2 separate regions of the Homo sapiens genome follow, and region 1 is linked to region 2. Evidence: read pairs that join two places in POLR2A ChIA-PET (ENCODE). Cell type or tissue: A673. All regions are shown on one strand.

Region 1 (8,000 bases), 92 kb after region 2:
TGATTTGCTTTTCCTTAAAGGTCCCCTGCTTCTCTTTAGTCTTTGTACCTAGAGCTTGCTCTCTCTCTCTCCAGTCTTCTCAACTACATATTTTTTAAGAGGTTAACTTAAAGAATGCCAGCCAAATTCTGGTGAACTGTTTCTAAGGTGCTTTCGCATAGAATATCCGGAAACAAAAACATACCCCTACTGGAGAATTTCCAAGCTGGATATAACCAGACAATCTACCCAATTTTTATCATCTTGCTCAGACTCAGTGCTATGGTTTTAATGTATCCCCTCCAAAATTCAGGTGTTGGCTGGGCGTGGTGACTCACACCTGTAATCCCAGCACTTTGGGAGGCTGAGGTGGGTGGATCACCTGAGGTTAGGAGTTTGACCCTGTCTCTACTAAAAATACAAAATTAGCTGGGCGTAGTGGCGCATGCCTGTAATCCCAGCTACTCAGGAGGCTGAGGCAGAAGAATTGCTTGAACCTGGGAGGTGGAGGTTGCAGTGAGCTGAGATCACGCCATTGCACTCCAGCCTGGGCAACAAGAGTGAAACTCCATCTCAAAAAAAAAAAAAAAAAATAAAAATAAAGGAAAGAAAAAGAAAAAAACAAAATTCAGGTGTTGCCGACGTGATGGTATTAAAAGGTGGGGCCTTTTAAGAGGTGATTACGCCATGAAAGCTCCTCTCTTGTGAAGGGGATTAAGGCCCTTATAAAAGAGGCTTCCCAGGGACATTGGGCTATCCTGACTTTCTGCCTTCTACCATATACAAACACTGTAATTCCCTTCTGGAGGGTGCAGACCTCACTTGACAACTGAACAAGCTGGCACCTTGATCCTGGACTTCCTAGCCTCCTGAAATGTGAGAAATAAATGTCTGTTTTTTTTTTTTTTTAAATAAATTACCCAGTCTCAGGTGTTTTGTTATAACAGCATAAACAGACTAAGACACTCAGAGAAACCAAACTGACTTGCCCAAGATCTCACTTGGTGAGTATGAAATGGAACCAGACCCAGGACTCTTGGCTATCAACTACTCCAATACACACCACAGAATACATATCCACATTTCATTGCCAATTACCAACCAGACTCAATCATTCATGGCATAGCCTTAGCATAAAACTAAGGCCTTAATTTCTAATTTCAAAATGCAAAAAAGTTATAGAAAGAAACCTGGGGTAGGGGTGAGGAATGATCTTGTTTCTTTTTTTTTTTTTAAACCAATTACTTTTTTTCTTTTAAATTTAAAAAAATTAAAAAAAAAATTATTTTGGGACAGAGTCTCGCTCTGTTGCCCAGGCTGGTGTGCAGTGGCATGATCTCGGCTCACTACAAGCTCCACCTCTTGGGTTCAAACGATTCTTGTGCCTCAGCCTTCCCAGTAGCTGGAACTACAGGCGCAGAACACCATGCCCGGCTAATTTTTGTATTTTGGTAGAGATGGGGTTTTGCCATGTTGGCCAGGCTGGTCTCAAACTCCCGGCCTCGAGTGATCTGCCTGCCTCGGCCTCCCAAAGTGCTAGGATTATAGGTGTGAGCAACAGCACCCAGCCTAAACCCATTACTTTTAAAAGTCATTTTATTTGTGATCTTCTCATAAAAAACTGGTGGGCTTGGGGACACAAAAGCAAAAGAGTTCAGTGTTTCCTATGAACAACTGGGCCTGCATAGATGTTTAAATTAATAAAGATCCCTTATCTAATTTCATTCTTGGTACTTCCTCACCCTCTTTCAAATTCCAGCCCTTGAACAGTTTGAATGATTGAAGACACAGCTTAAGGTTGCATAGGAGCTTTTCAGGGACGTCTGCATTAATCCTCTGCTCCATGCAATGTAGAAAACATTAAGTAAAATTGTCTGAAGTTAAAATATGTACTTAATTCCCACTACAGGGAACGGATCTTTTTAGCAGATGTTTTTCTGGAATGGCTGGTGATTGTAAAATAGGAAGAACTAAAAGAATCAAAGTCAAAGTAGGTAAAAAGGATAGACTGGGCAGGGGTTTGGACTGGGGGGCAGGAATGGCATATCAATTAAATTTCCAGACTGTTGCTTATGAAAAATAAGCTGTCTTCGGATCATTTCTAGGACACGGCTATACACGATGGTCATGGACCAAAGAAAATGAAATCCAAATTGATGGTTTTTTTTAAAAAAATAATCATTTAAGCAAGACGTTCCTCTGATGTTTAAGCCAAGATCTCCAAGGGTATCAGGTTCCCTTATTTGGAGGAGCTGCGTGTTTGGAAAGCCACGGTAGTATACTCCTCCCAGAAAACAATGAAGGCAGTTGTTTGCAAAGCCCAAGGAGGCTGCAGGCTGCTGGAGGTGGCAGCTCGGCCCATCCTGCTCCATTAGGAGCCTGCCAGCCCACCACTCCTGATGGGACATTTTAAACCAGCACATGAACCCTCACTGAAACCTTCAGGAGGACGGATTTTTTCATTTGCTAACTGGCTTTTCTTTTCCCAGGCTCAACTGACAGCAACTACTCTCGGGGCCCTCATAGCCAAGGCATTTGGAGTTTGCTCATCTGGGGCTCCCAATCTGCACTCCTCTTACATTAGAAATAAGAGGGCTACAAAGCCAGAAGCAGCGGGTGAGCCGGAAAGGAGCAGAGTGTTGCCTGGGCTGGCAGCCTTGCTCCACCACTTAGCAGCTCTCAGAATGGGTCAGCTACTTCACCTCTTTGTGCTCCAGTTTCATCTCCGTAAAATGGGAATAACACTGCTGCCTCCTTCATAAAGGCACACAGAGGACTGAATGAGTCAAGAATAAAGTAGTTAGCACAGTGCCTGGCACAGAGTCAGAGCTCTCTGCCTCCTACGCTTGGTGGGGGGAAGATGAGGGGTGGGAATACCTTCAAGGTGAGGAAGGGTTCTCTTTTATGGCTCTTAAGAATATATTGTTTTCTTTAGAGGAGCTATTTTACAGCCCGCTGAATCTAACTGCCATGCTAGCTCAGCATGAATACCCTCCATTAAGAATCTTGTCACACCCTTGCTTCACAAGTTGTGGAAACCCAAATCAGACTGCATTCAGCGTTGGGTAGTGGGAGACGTACTGAAGGCCTTTCAATTTCCAAAGCCATGATCAGAATGAAATGTTCTTGCATCAGGCGTTTCACATTTTAGAATTCAATTACAAAACCCTACCATTTAGCTTGTTAGGCTGGCTGCTCCACCCCAGAAAGAGTGACAAAAGACAATCTATAGAGCCAGGCTGCAAGTTCCAGTGCTATAAATCACTGGTTATCGGATGGAGTGGAACTCATTAATATAAACGAGAAGCCTGAAAGGCACCCATTAGCATGTTATTAATTTGTTTGACGATCTACAGCATGGCAAGAGCTAAAATAGTTAGGCTGGGCAATACTACATCTCACACAGAAGAATAATCTGGTCCCATTAATTTTTGTCTTAGGCTTGCCAAATGTAATTGGGCATAATCAGAGCTCATACATCTCATAGCGTTTTCATCTTCTGTTCTTTTAAAAAAAGAAAACTGGGGGGTGGGGGAGGTGCTCGAAGTCTTGGTACGCAATAAAGATAACCAATGAGAAGGGGTTTTAGGTTGGAGCAACCCACTAAGGACTGTAAATGCTTCCCCTTTTGTTTTCCTTCCTTTGCTCTGCATTTTGGATTTGTTTTTCATGAAATGAAAGTGAATCATAAACTACTTTCCAGTTGGGTTAACCTTACTTATACATCCATCCACCCAATTTACTGGGGGGCTGGTGTGGAGGGCAGAGGAGGATCCATCTAGTTCCCGTGGGTAGATATAATTGTCTTTAATCTTTGCCATTAATGAGGAGGCTGGGGGAAGCAGAGGATAAGAAGCTTTATCAACATCTTTGTGGTCTCATGTCTCTCTGTCCGATTGCCAGATATTTCTGTGGCTGGTTAGCCTTCCAGCCCCAAAGCTGTTAGAGAAAATGGAATTTCAGCCTTGAAGGCCTCTGACAGCATCTTGGTCCACCTGGGTCACTTGCAGTTAGGAAGGAAGTCAGAGAAGGGAGCTGCCCACATGCTTCTAAACAGTGCTTCCTTCTTTCCCGTAGTTAGTGTTTTTCAAAGAACATCATCTTGCCATTAAATGAATTTAAAAAAAAATTGTGTTTTCAGGTCCTGGGATAGCAGATAAGGCCCTGTGTACTTGAACTAGATATTTCGAATGATCACTTGACTATAAACAAGATTTTAAAAAAATCTAAATCGATGAATATGTAATTTTCCTGCCAAACAAAAAGCTAGCATAAACAATGAGCTTACATAAATTGGGGCAATCAGATCCACCAACAAAGCATGAAGGCCTAGCCTCAACACTGAAAGAAGAGAATAGATAAATGCTGTTGAATTTTGTTCTCTGAATAACACATTTTAGCATTTCCCTCTGCCTGTGACCCAGAGATGGATCCACCTTTGAGTATTCAAAACTTCAGTTTCCTCTTGCTACGGGAGGCTTAACATAATAAAACATTTAAACATAATATAGGCCAGACGCAGCAGCTCATGCCTGTAATCCCAACACCTTAGGATGCCAAGGCGGGAGGATGGCTTGAGCCCAAGAGTTTGAGACCAGCCTGGGCAATTATTGGATGAAACTACATCTCTACAGAAAATACAAAAATTAGCTGGGTGTGGTGGTGTATGCCTGTGGTCCTAGCTACTTTCCAGCCTAAAGCAAAAGGATCGCTTGTGCCCAGAGGTTTAGGCTGCAGTGAGGCCAAGATGGTGCCACTGCACTCTAGCCTGGGCAACAGAGTGAGACCCTGTGTCAAAAAAAATAAACATCACAAACATAATACATGTCAGGGTATGACATTTGGCAAATATTAGAAAATACATAGAAGATAAAAATCACGTGTGTGTACACCCCCAAGATAATCACTAGGTAACACTTTGGTGTATTTCTACACCTCACGTATGTGTATGCTTTTACAGAACTGGACCACAGTACAGCTACAGTTTCTTGTCTCCACCCTCTTCCCCACCACAACTGGATATTTCATGAGTATTTTCCTATGCTATTACATTTCCTTCAAAGATGTAATGTTTAATGAGGGCTGCATACATTTCACCATATCCAAGTGCTATGATTTATTTAACCATTCTCAGATGATATGTAGACAGGATTTTAATCTTTCCCTAGCATTGCTACTAAAATTAAACTCTTACCTCTTCCTATCTGAAATCCATGACTGGTCAGATTCAAATTCATCAAGGAATACTCTACTTGGGAAACTTGAGAGCAGGAATTCTTGCCCTGAGCCTCTGGTATGAGAAGGCCTGCTCATTCCCCAGACCACAGAGGGGCTCAGGCTGCAGCCAGAAACACTGCCAAGACCTGAAATCAAGGGTTGACCTGGGCCTGCTATTTCTCTCAACAGTTTGTTGGTCATTGAGGCTGTGGCCCTTGAATGAGTCAGTGTTTGTGGCTTTAAAAAATACCTCAAGGGCAGCAAGCAAAAAAAGATGTTCCTGTGATCAGCTAAGGCTAAGGAGCCTCACTCCCTCCAGACCACAACCTCTTTAGCGCTTGCGAGGGGTAGTAGGCTTAGGTGACATAATCAAAGGCCCAGTCAGAAGGGAAGCTGGGGCATTCCTAGCAGTTTAGTTCATTACCCAGATTCACCAGGGGATTGGGAGCTACTCAGGAGTCTGGGGCTGCAAAGTCCCCAGTTATAAATGGGAACCTCTATCTAGGGTAGTTGGTGCTTCACTGGGAGGGCAGCGTTAAGATAAGGACCTGATAAGACACCTCCAGCCCAATTTCCTGGCTCTGGCAGATTGATTCCTGATGGCTTTCCTTCTCAACATTCCTGTCTTCAGGCCTTTGATTTTAGGCAGAGGCCACAGAACACTTTCTCAGGTAGGAACCAAATAGACCACACAATTAGCATCTCCCACTTGCCACGGTGCTGTTGGATTTATGGTACTTAGGAAGATGGCAGTAGTCAGCTCACTTCATTGGTCAAGAGACAGAGCCACAGTAAGGCTAGGAAGAAATATAAAGGTCACTTCCTGTGCTGAGCACTTCCTAGAGCAGCCACAGGCCAGCCCACCAACTACTGGCTGCAATTCTGGACCACTCCATCGCACAGCCTACAAATGTTTTCTAACTGTCTTCCGTTTTTATTAACCAGTCAAGCATGTTTTACTTTACACTCTGATAAGAGGATCAGAAACAGCTTTCCCACATCTAAGGCACTCTTAATCAATTGCAAGGAATACAAGAGCAGCATCACGTAGAGGTTTCCACCCACAGGAGGAAGAAATCCAATTTTTCTTTCTTTAACTGCCAATTCTAATGCACACTTTTTACCCTTTATAGGTTAGCCACACTTTGAATGCATTTAACTTAAATGAAAAAAAATAGTAATAAATGCTTATACAGCTGTCCCCCTATCTACAAAGAACTATGGGTGCTTTTTTTTTTTTTTTTTTTTTTTTGAGACAGAGTCTCGCTCTGTAGGCCAGGCTGGAGTGCAGTGGCGTGATCTCAGCTCACTGCAGCCTCTGTCTCCTGGGATCAAGCAATTTTCCTGCCTCAGCTTCCCGAGTAGTTGGGATTACAGATGTGTGCCTCCTCGCCCAGCTAATTTTTGTATTTTTAGTAGAGACGGGATTTCACCATGTTGGCCAGGCTGGTCTCGAACTTCTGACCTCAGGTAATCCACCCGTCTCGGCCTCCAAAAATGCTGGGATTACAGGTGTAAGCCACCACGCCTGGCCTCAGCTATGGGTACTTTCTCTGGTTTCAGTTACCTGAGGTCAACTATGGTCTGGAAATATTAAATGGGAAATATACAGAAATAAACAATTCCTAAGTTTTAAATCGAGTGCCGCTCTGAGTAGCATGATGAAATATTGCCCAGTCCGGCTCTGTGGTGCTGAGGACGGAATCATCCCTTTGTCCAGCTGGTCCATGCTGTATATGCTATCTGCCCATTGGTGTATAGGAAAAAACATGGTATATCTAGAGCTCAGTCCTATCGCAGTTTCAGGCATCCATCAGAGGTCCAACATATGCTCTGTGGATAAAAGATTATTGTATTCTTTTTGTCTTTATTTTTTCTTTTTATGGAGAACAGGATCTCACTATATTGCCCAGGCAGGCCTTGAACTCCTGAGCTCAAGCTATTCTCCGGCCTCTGCCTCCCTAAGGGCTGGGATTACAGGTGTAAGCCATTGCACCTGGCAGTTATTGTATTAAAGTAATTATGTGCCAATACTGTCACAAGTGCTTCCTACAAATGAATGGATTTAATCTTCCTAATAACCCATGAGGTAAGTATCATTCACATTTCACAGATGAAAACAGACACAGAGGCTAGGCATAGGGGCTCACGCCTGTAATCCAACACTTCAGGAAGCCAAGATAGGTGGATCACTTGAGCCCAGGAGTTTGAGACCAGCCTGGGCAATATGGGGAGACAAACCACATGAGAAAAGAAAGAGAAGACTAGGAGAAGGAGAGGAGGGAAATGGAGGGGAAGGGAGGGGAGGGAAAGAGACTAAGAGGAGTCAAATAGTTTGTCCATGGACATATAGGTAAGAGTGGTGGGGCCAGGATTCAAACTCGGGCAGTCCACTGCAGAGGGCTCTTCACCACCCAAAAGCCACAGAGGCCCTGGCTGACATGGTGTAGGAGTTTTGGCTGCCACTCTCTTCCAAGGGCATAGACCCAGAGTGAATGTGTGTTTCCTCTGCCAGTCTCAGTTCCCAGGTGCCTGTCAGTGTAATTCATGGACCACTCAAAGTGTTTTCAGGAGTTATTTTGGCCACATGCAATTTGTGCTGACATCCAAGCCTAATACCTAAGCAAGGTAATACTCCTCAGAGCAGTGTCTGCTTCTATGTGGACAAGCAGCTTCCACATCAGGGCACACATCTCAGGCTAAAGAAAACATGGGCTCTGAATGAAGACCCCACATAAGTACACTTGATCTAGAAGAGGCTCTTGCATCCCCAGGTTTAAATCAAAACATTAAGCTAGGTCTCC
Region 2 (8,000 bases):
CGGGCCAAGTCCAATTAATGTTTTTCATTAACACTTCAACAGCAGTGGAGCAGAACTGTCAGAATCAATCCCAGAGGGTGACAGCCTGTAAATTTCTCCAACTCACTATGTGGCTTCTTAGAAAGCACCAGAAAAGTGAAATCAGACTGGTTTAAAATTACATGTTGGCTCTTAAGAGCATGTGGCCACAGAGATTCTAGTTGCAGTCAGAATCTAGATAGGGATTCCCAACTTTTGGTAACCACTGTTTCTTTGATGGACAGATTTTCTTTTTCCAACACTCACCCACAAACTTTTTTTTTTTCTTTTTTAAAGAAAAATACCCACAGGAATTTAATCACTTTGGAGAAAATCTCTGAAAATTCCTAGAGATAACTGGAGAGCACCGGGATGTGGCCAAGTCTGGGTTAGAAGTCCCTAAACACGTGTGATGTAACAAGGACAACAGCAGCAACAGGTACAGCAGACAGGGCTTTGGAGCAGAATGTTGGGGTTCGTAATTCTGGCTGTCACGTAACCAGTGGTGTGATCTTGGTCAGGTTACTTAGACTCTACATCAGTTCATCATCTGTTAACTAGAGATAACTAGAGTACCTAGCTCACAGGGCTGCTGTGAGGATTAACTGAGTAACTGGGGGTCAATGCTTGGACCAATGCCTGGCTCAGAGTACATGCTCTACCAAGTGCTGTTGCTATTATTTTTACTTTGTGCTGGGAACATAGGCTTCATTTACGTTATCTCATTTATTCTTCCAACAACCCTATAAGGGCCAGGCACAGTGGATCACACATGTAATCCCAGCACTTTGGGAGGCTGAGGTGGGTAAATCACTTGAGGTCAGGGGTTTGAGACCAGCCTGGCCAACACGGAGAAACCCCATCTCTATTAAAAATACAAAAATTAGCCAGGTGTGGTGGCTAGTTTTTTCATTTTAATACAAAATTAACCTGTAATCCCAGCTACTCGGGAGGCTGAGGCAGGAGCATCGCTTGAACCCGGGAGGCAGAGTTTGCAGTGAGCTGAGATCACGCCACTGTACTCCAGCCTGGCAACAGAGACTGTGTCTCAAAAAACAAAACAAAACAAAACAAAAAAACCCTGTGTGATGGGTACTACTGACTTCCATTTGAGATACTGGGCTACTGCCATTCAGAGACTTTGAGTAACTTGCTCAGGTAAGTGGAAGAGCTAGGATTCAAATCTGGGATGGACTGGTTCCACAATGCATATACTTAACTCCTCTGTGAGCTCAGAGTCCAGTGAACACATCACCAAAGCTCACTCATGGCTGTCCTTATGTGTGGCTGGTGCATATGACAATATGGCTGTATTATTACTGCCCATTTCACTCATGGACACCCTGTGCTGAACCCCATGTGTTTTTCTTTGTTGAGGAAATGCACACAGAGGTCTTCCTCCAGCCCAGGGCCTCAGTGTGTTCTCTGACCGTTCTGCAGGTTCAGCTGATGGTCAGTCCTGCCCTCCTAGCTTGACCTTCCCCTGACCCAGGCCTCCCCGCTCTCCTCCTGGCTGATGTGGTGAAGGCCCCCTCTCCATCTCCCTTTGCCTCTCCTGGATGGCAGCGACCCCTCTCATCACATCCAGTGCTGACTTAGCAAAGCACTGCTTCAAAGCACTTCCTTCAAGCTTTGTTTCTGTTGGAGGAGGAGGAAGAGTTCATGATTGGGCTCTCCCCCGCAGCCCCCTGCCAGGGCCCCAGTCCCTAAAGCAGAAACTCTCCCTGACAGCTGAGTAACCAAACACATTGGGAAGAGCTGGCCGTAAGCTTTAAAACAAGTAAAACAAAAGGGAAAACCACCCCAACTACAGGCTGAAACCCACGACAGGCCAAACAGCTGGGAGAGCCCAGTGCAGGCCTGACTCCTCCTCCTTTCTCCATTATTAATCTACAGAAACAACACTGGAGACATGTGGATCAAATTTACAGAGCTTAGGGTAAGGGAATAGGAAATTCAGCTGATTTGTCAAAGGATTCCCAGAGAGAAATATTATGTCAATGGAGCTAGTAACAGGAGCTGTCAGCTCCATTAATAATAGTTCCCATTTTCTCAGTCATCACCCACCCAAAGAGGCCTTCACTTAATACCGTGGCAAAAGTAATTAGGAACCTATTATTAATAATAGTAATTGATAGCATCACAACTTTTGCCTAGTACCTTTTGCTTTTAAATGACTTTTTACATCTAGTAATTTGTTCTTCCAGCAAGGGAGACAGGACAGTCATGATCAGTAACAACCACAGCTGACTTTTATTGAAGGCTTACTATGTGCCAGGCACTTACATGCGTTATCTAACACCCCAGAACTGCAGGAGGTACTATTCCCACCCATCTTACAGCTGAGAAAACTGAGGCCTGAAAAGTTTAGTGGCTTGCCTAAGGTCACTGAGGGTCAGAAACGGAACAGGGACTGGAGTTTCAATTTCTTCTCAAGCTGCTGAAATAAATGACATTCTAACTTTGCCCACCTTGTCCTTTCTCGAGCTAGGCAGCGCCTAGGATATTGGAGAGGAAAGAGGTTTTGTCTGGGCCTGAGGTTTAAGAGGAGGAAATTCAAAGTAAGGCCCAGAAGTAGGACTTTCCCTTTCATGGGTCTCCAGGCACCTCCTGCCAAGGGTTCCTGGAGGCCTCCCATGAAACTCTACAGACAAAAAGCTGTCTCTCTGACTCCCTCTGATCTTTGCAGAACACAGTTCCACAGCTTGTCTTCCAAGTCTGCTCTGTAAGAAAGTCTTCTCTACATCAATTCTAAATTCTCTCTCCCACATCAGCTCATTCCTCAGCAGTTCTCACCAGAGATGGAAAATATTTTCTTTACATTCTCTTAACACCTCGATGTGTTCCTTTCCCCACACAAATTCCCAGCTCTAGCATAACGGGCCCAGGGCAAGATCATTCTAGTGAAAAGGAGTTTAAAAAAGAAAAAAGGAAAGGACATATCTATTTTTTTCTATTTAGTAAAATCCTTAGAAAAAAATTCTTCCTTTCTGTCATGATGGAGAAGAAAGCATGCGGGAACATTTGCCTTTATTCCTTTATTAGAGGGAAGAGGGACAACCGCTTTGGGACCATGTAAAAGCCACGGAGGGAACCGCATGCACCACCCTGTACCCATGACTGTGAGTGAATCTCGGAGTGTGGAGCAGTGAGCATGATCGAGTGATCCTTTGCCTCCCTCTTCTAAAACAGCAGCATTTCTGCTCAGTGTTGTACTCGAATGTGCTGTGGACTGTGCTGAAGCCTCAACATTTCTCAATCTCTACACAGAACCCTAATCTTCCATTGCTCAACTTTTCTCTTTCTGCTTGCCCAACCCTTGAATCTCAGACTCATTACCTTGTTCCTCAAAGCCTCCACCTCCTCTTCCACCAGCCCCTCTGTGAGTACAGCACCGTGGCCACCCGGTTGCCCAAGGAGAGACCTGTGAGTCACCCTTATCAGTTCTCTCCCTTCTCATCCACCTCCCATCAACCACCAAGCCTTGCTGCTTTTACCACCAACATATCTCAAAAATCCTTCACTGCCACCACCCCAGTCAGGCTGCCATCTTCCCCTGCCCCCCTGGACCTGCAGCAGCCTCCTCACCCATCCCCTGCCTCCAGGCTTACCCCCTTCCCCTTACTCTGGTCACCTTGCTCCAGCTTTGTACTCTTCAATGACTCTCTGTTAGCCTCACAAAGAAGTCCAAACTCCTTTGCACATCTAACTATCCTTTAAGAATAGTTAGCATCCTGGCTGGCCGTGGTGGCTCAGGCCTGTAATTCCAGCACTTTGGGAGGCAGAGACGGGTGAATCACTTGAGGCCAGGAGTTTGAGACCTGCCTGGCCACCGTGGTGAAACACTATCTCTACTAAAAATACAAAAATTAGCCGGGCATGGTGGTGCACACCTGTAATCCCAGCTACTCAGGAGGCTGAGGTGAGGGAGAATTACTTGAACCTGGTGGAGGTTGCAGTGATGAGAACGTGCCACTGCACTCCAGCCTGGGCAACAGAGTGAGCCTCTGTCTCCAAAAAAAAACTTTTTTTTTCCCCCAGAAAAGAGAATAGATAACGTCCTTCTCTGCTTTTTGAAATTTAGGGAGGAGAGTAATTCTGCCAGTAAACTGGAAAATTTCCCAGCACCTCCCAAGATATCAGCAGAGTTAGGAACCCTGTGCACACCTGATCCTCGCTTCTCTAAGCTACTTTTCACTCTGCTCTGCTCTAGCCCAGAGGGGTGATGGTAGGGGTGGAGGGTAGGCGTGGGGGTGAGGATGGGGGTGAGGGGGAGGGGTAGGGGTGGGGGTGAGGGGTAGGGGTGGGGGTGAGGGAAAGGGTTGGGGGTGAGGGTGAGGGGTAGGGGTGAGGGGTAGGGGTGGGGGTGAGGGGTAGGGGTGGAGGTGAGAGGTTGGGGGGTCAGGGGTGGGGGTGGGGGTAGGGGTGGGGGTAGGGTGGGGGTGGAGGGTAGGGGTGGGGGTAGGGGTGGGGGTGGAGAGTAGAGGTGGGGGTGAGGATGGGGTGAGGGGTTGGGGTGGGGGTGGGGGTGAGGGATGGGGGTGAGGGGTAGTGGTAGGAGTAGGGTCAATGGTAGGGGTATGGGTGGAACTCTGGAGGACAGCAGCCTGCTTCTTTCCTAAGTGATTCTCCACCAGGGCCCAGAGAGGGTGCCACTGAGTTAGAAGGGAAACCCAGTTCTCAGAAGACTGGGAAGCCGCCTTCTTGCCAGTTGCCAACCGGGACGTGAGCTGAGTTTTAGCTTGCAGAGGCGCTGTCTCTTCCAAGCTGACGGAAGCTGGTGGACTGCACTTTGGGATGACAAGCCAGACTTCTAAAGGGTTTTTAGAAGCAGGGCTTAGGCCAAAGGCCAAATTGATGGGGATTTCATTCCCTTCTCTGTAAACCACGGGGGTGGAATCTATGGCTTCTCAAGTCCTCCCAGCACTGGGATTCTAGACTCTGACCCCTATGTGTGCGACAGCACTCAGGTGCACCCCTGAAATCCTTTTTATCCCTTCTCATTCCACCATTTAACTTGTGAATTGTCAACAGTGGGAACACAGAGACCTTGTTTTTACTATTTCCTATGGTTTAATTTCCTCCAGAGCTATAACACCACCACTTTCCCCCATATACACACACACAACTTTAAATGTAAAAAAGATGTCCTTTCTGTGTAAAACTGGATAGGTTTATAGTGAAGCTTTATCTGACCATTCATCAAAAAGCCACCAAGACTGTAACATAACTGTCCTCCAAACTCAGCAACCATTACGAGCGCTCTCCCCAGACTTGTAAATGTTCTTTCTGGGCAATGGGACAGTGAGTGTGGTACCATTTCTGCACCTGCCACCAACGGCCCCACTAGCCCACCAGCTACCCGGCTCAGGGAAGCTCATGGCCAAGGCAGCCAAGGCCACCGCCTGTCCCTAGTTTCTTTGAAAGGAAAACCAGAGGGCAGAGGATTACTCCTTTACTGCACTCGCAAGGAAACTTGGCAGGGCGTCTTCTGCCAGCCTTCTTAGGTGCGCGGGAAGCTTGGGTGGGGTGCAATCCATAAGCTTCTGAAAATAAAAATTATACTGCCCCACTGAACGGTTTCCAAATAGCCCAGATAAGCCAACCCCTTTTTAAAATTTTTTTATTTTTAAGTGTTTCCATTCTCTGATCTGGAATTTTATATATAGTACATTTAATGCCCAGTTGTTATATATTAGTCATGCCAGAACAAAGTGTAGAAAAGTTGAAGCATGAATAGTTTTCAGGGAGACCCAAATAGAGTGTAAGGACAGTCAATTCATTCTTTTTGTTTGTTTTGAGACGAGGTTTTATTCTGTCACCCAAGCTGGAGTGCAGTAATGGGATTACAGCTCACTACAGCTTCAACCTTCGGGGCTCAAGCAATCCTCCCATCTCTGCCTCCTGAGTAGCTGGGGTACAGGGGCACACTGCCGTGTCCAGCTAATTTTTGTATTTTTTGGAGAGATGGAGTTTTTGTCATCTTTTCCAGGCGGGTCTAGAACTCCTGGGCTCAAGCAATCTGCCCGCCTCAGCTTCCCAAATTTGCTGGGATTATAGGTGTGAGCCACCATGCCCAGCCAGGACAGTCAATTCTTTAAAAAAGCCCCCAAACCCTTCACTGAATAGTATTCCACATGACATTCTAAGTTCAGAGAGGCTGGGGGGATGGGTGTTGAGACAAGAGCAAGATGAGGGAAATAAGAGGAAAAACCTGAAGTGGAATGGAATATGCCCCAGGAGCTGTCAATCATCCATGTAAAGTGATTCATCAGGAATAATCAAGCCAGGCGTGGTGGCTCACACCTGTAATCCCAGCACTTTGGGAGGCCAAGGCAGGAGGATCACTTGAGATCAGGCATTCGAGACCAGCCTGTCCAACATGGTGAAAATACAAAAATTACTACAAAAATTAGTCAGGCATGGTGGTGCACACCTGTAATCCCAGCTACTCAGGAGGCTGAGGCAGGAGAATTGCTTGAAACTGGGAGGCAGAGGTTGCAGTGAGCCGAGATTGCACCACTGCACTCCAGCCTGGGCGACACAGCCTGGGTGACAGAGTGAGACCCTGTCTCAAAAAAAAAAAAAAAAAAAAAAGGATAATCAAAAAGTCATCTAATACTTGGGCAAAACCCATCTCAAGACGTGACCATGATACTGTGAGGCCCAAAAATTCAAATGGGGAGAAAATGCTGGGAGACAGGAGAGATAAGGGGAAGTTTGAGAAGCAGGTTTTATTTATTTATTGAGACAGGGCCTTACTCTGTCATTCAGGCTGGAGTGCAGTGGCGCAATCTCAGCTCACTGCAACCTCCTCCTCCCAGGTTCAAGCAATTCTCCTGCCTCAGCCTCCGGAGTAGCTGGGAGTACAGGCACCCACCACCATGCTCGGCTAATTTTTGTATTTTTAGTAGAGACGGGGTTTCGCCATGTTGGCCAGGCTAGCCTCGAACTCCTGACCTCAAGTGATCCACCTGCCTTGACCTCCCAAAGTGCTGGGATTACAGGCATGAGCCACTGCACCTGGCCAGAGAAGCAGGTTTTAACCATGGCTAATAATAAATGGACATGGACTACCATGCATTGAGTAGGTCCTTTCTGCCAGGGATTGGATGAACGAGCATTTGAAACCCTAGAAAGACCCTCGCAGTGGAGTACTATTACTAACCCCATTTGCCAGCGAGGGACACTGAAGTTTAGATGGGCTGAGTCATTTGACTGAGGTCCACAGCTAGAAAATGGCAGAGGTGGGATTCAGACCCAGTGTGTCTGATACTGGAGTCCACACTGGCTCAGTCTGAAGGAGGAGAACACGAGGCTCTCCCCATGCAAACTCAGAGACAGCACTCTTCCTTCAGCACTCACCACCCCATCAGCACTGTGCTTTCCTTCTTTTTCTAAGGTCAGGAAATTAAAAGCAAATAACAATTATCCTCCACTTAACACTTCATTCTGGCTAAGTTATCAGAACAGCACTGGCAAAAGGTGGTCTTCTGGTGAAGTCAGGCCCGGGGCCCAGGAGCTCACTGTTAAACAGTAAAATAATAACACACACTTAACAACTGCTTAAGAAGCTGGCGGCCACAGAACCCAGGGGGAGATAAAAGGCTGGCAAAGGGTGATGTGCTCAGGGCCAGCAACCCCAATTTTCCTAAAAAAGAGTGGTGCAAAGTAAACCTCACTCCGAACACCGGGCTGGATTCACTTCCTCTTGGAATCCTTTGGGCCTGCTGGGGGTGCACCTGCTTGTGGAGTTGGTGTGGGGACTGCCTCTCTCCCATCCAGCTGGCTCCTCCAATTCTCAGAGGGGCTCCAGCAGGGTTAGAATTTAGAAGGATGGAGGAACTACTATAAAACTCGACAGCCCTGACCAGGCGCAGTGGCTCACGCCTGTAATCCCAGCACTTTGGGAGGCCAAGGCAGGTGGATCACTTGAGGTCAGGAGTTCGAGACCAGCCTGGCTAACATGGTGAAATCCCCCA

What was found. Peaks named below come from ENCODE experiments on the same cell type or tissue, not always from the same donor. Only the 100,000 strongest peaks of a DNase experiment are listed, where the experiment ranks them.
Region 1: POLR2A ChIA-PET joins it to region 2 with 15 read pairs; 2 of 35 experiments call an interaction of 5 or more read pairs at or near these places.

Annotation. Positions count from the first base shown.
Region 1 is chr11:34,297,213-34,305,212 of GRCh38, forward strand. The region is part of intron 1 of ABTB2 (ankyrin repeat and BTB domain containing 2); the gene reads right to left. Among named protein-coding and RNA genes, the nearest start is that of ABTB2, 57 kb to the right of the region's middle. In A673, no CTCF peak of the experiment used is centred here; a DNase peak (open chromatin) is centred at 3,143; H3K4me3 peaks cover 819 bases; H3K27ac peaks cover 915 bases.
Region 2 is chr11:34,205,310-34,213,309 of GRCh38, forward strand. All of the region lies in intron 1 of ABTB2 (ankyrin repeat and BTB domain containing 2), which reads right to left. Among named protein-coding and RNA genes, the nearest start is that of NAT10, 100 kb to the left of the region's middle. In A673, a CTCF peak has its summit at 4,728; DNase peaks (open chromatin) are centred at 1,882 and 4,682; H3K27ac peaks cover 428 bases.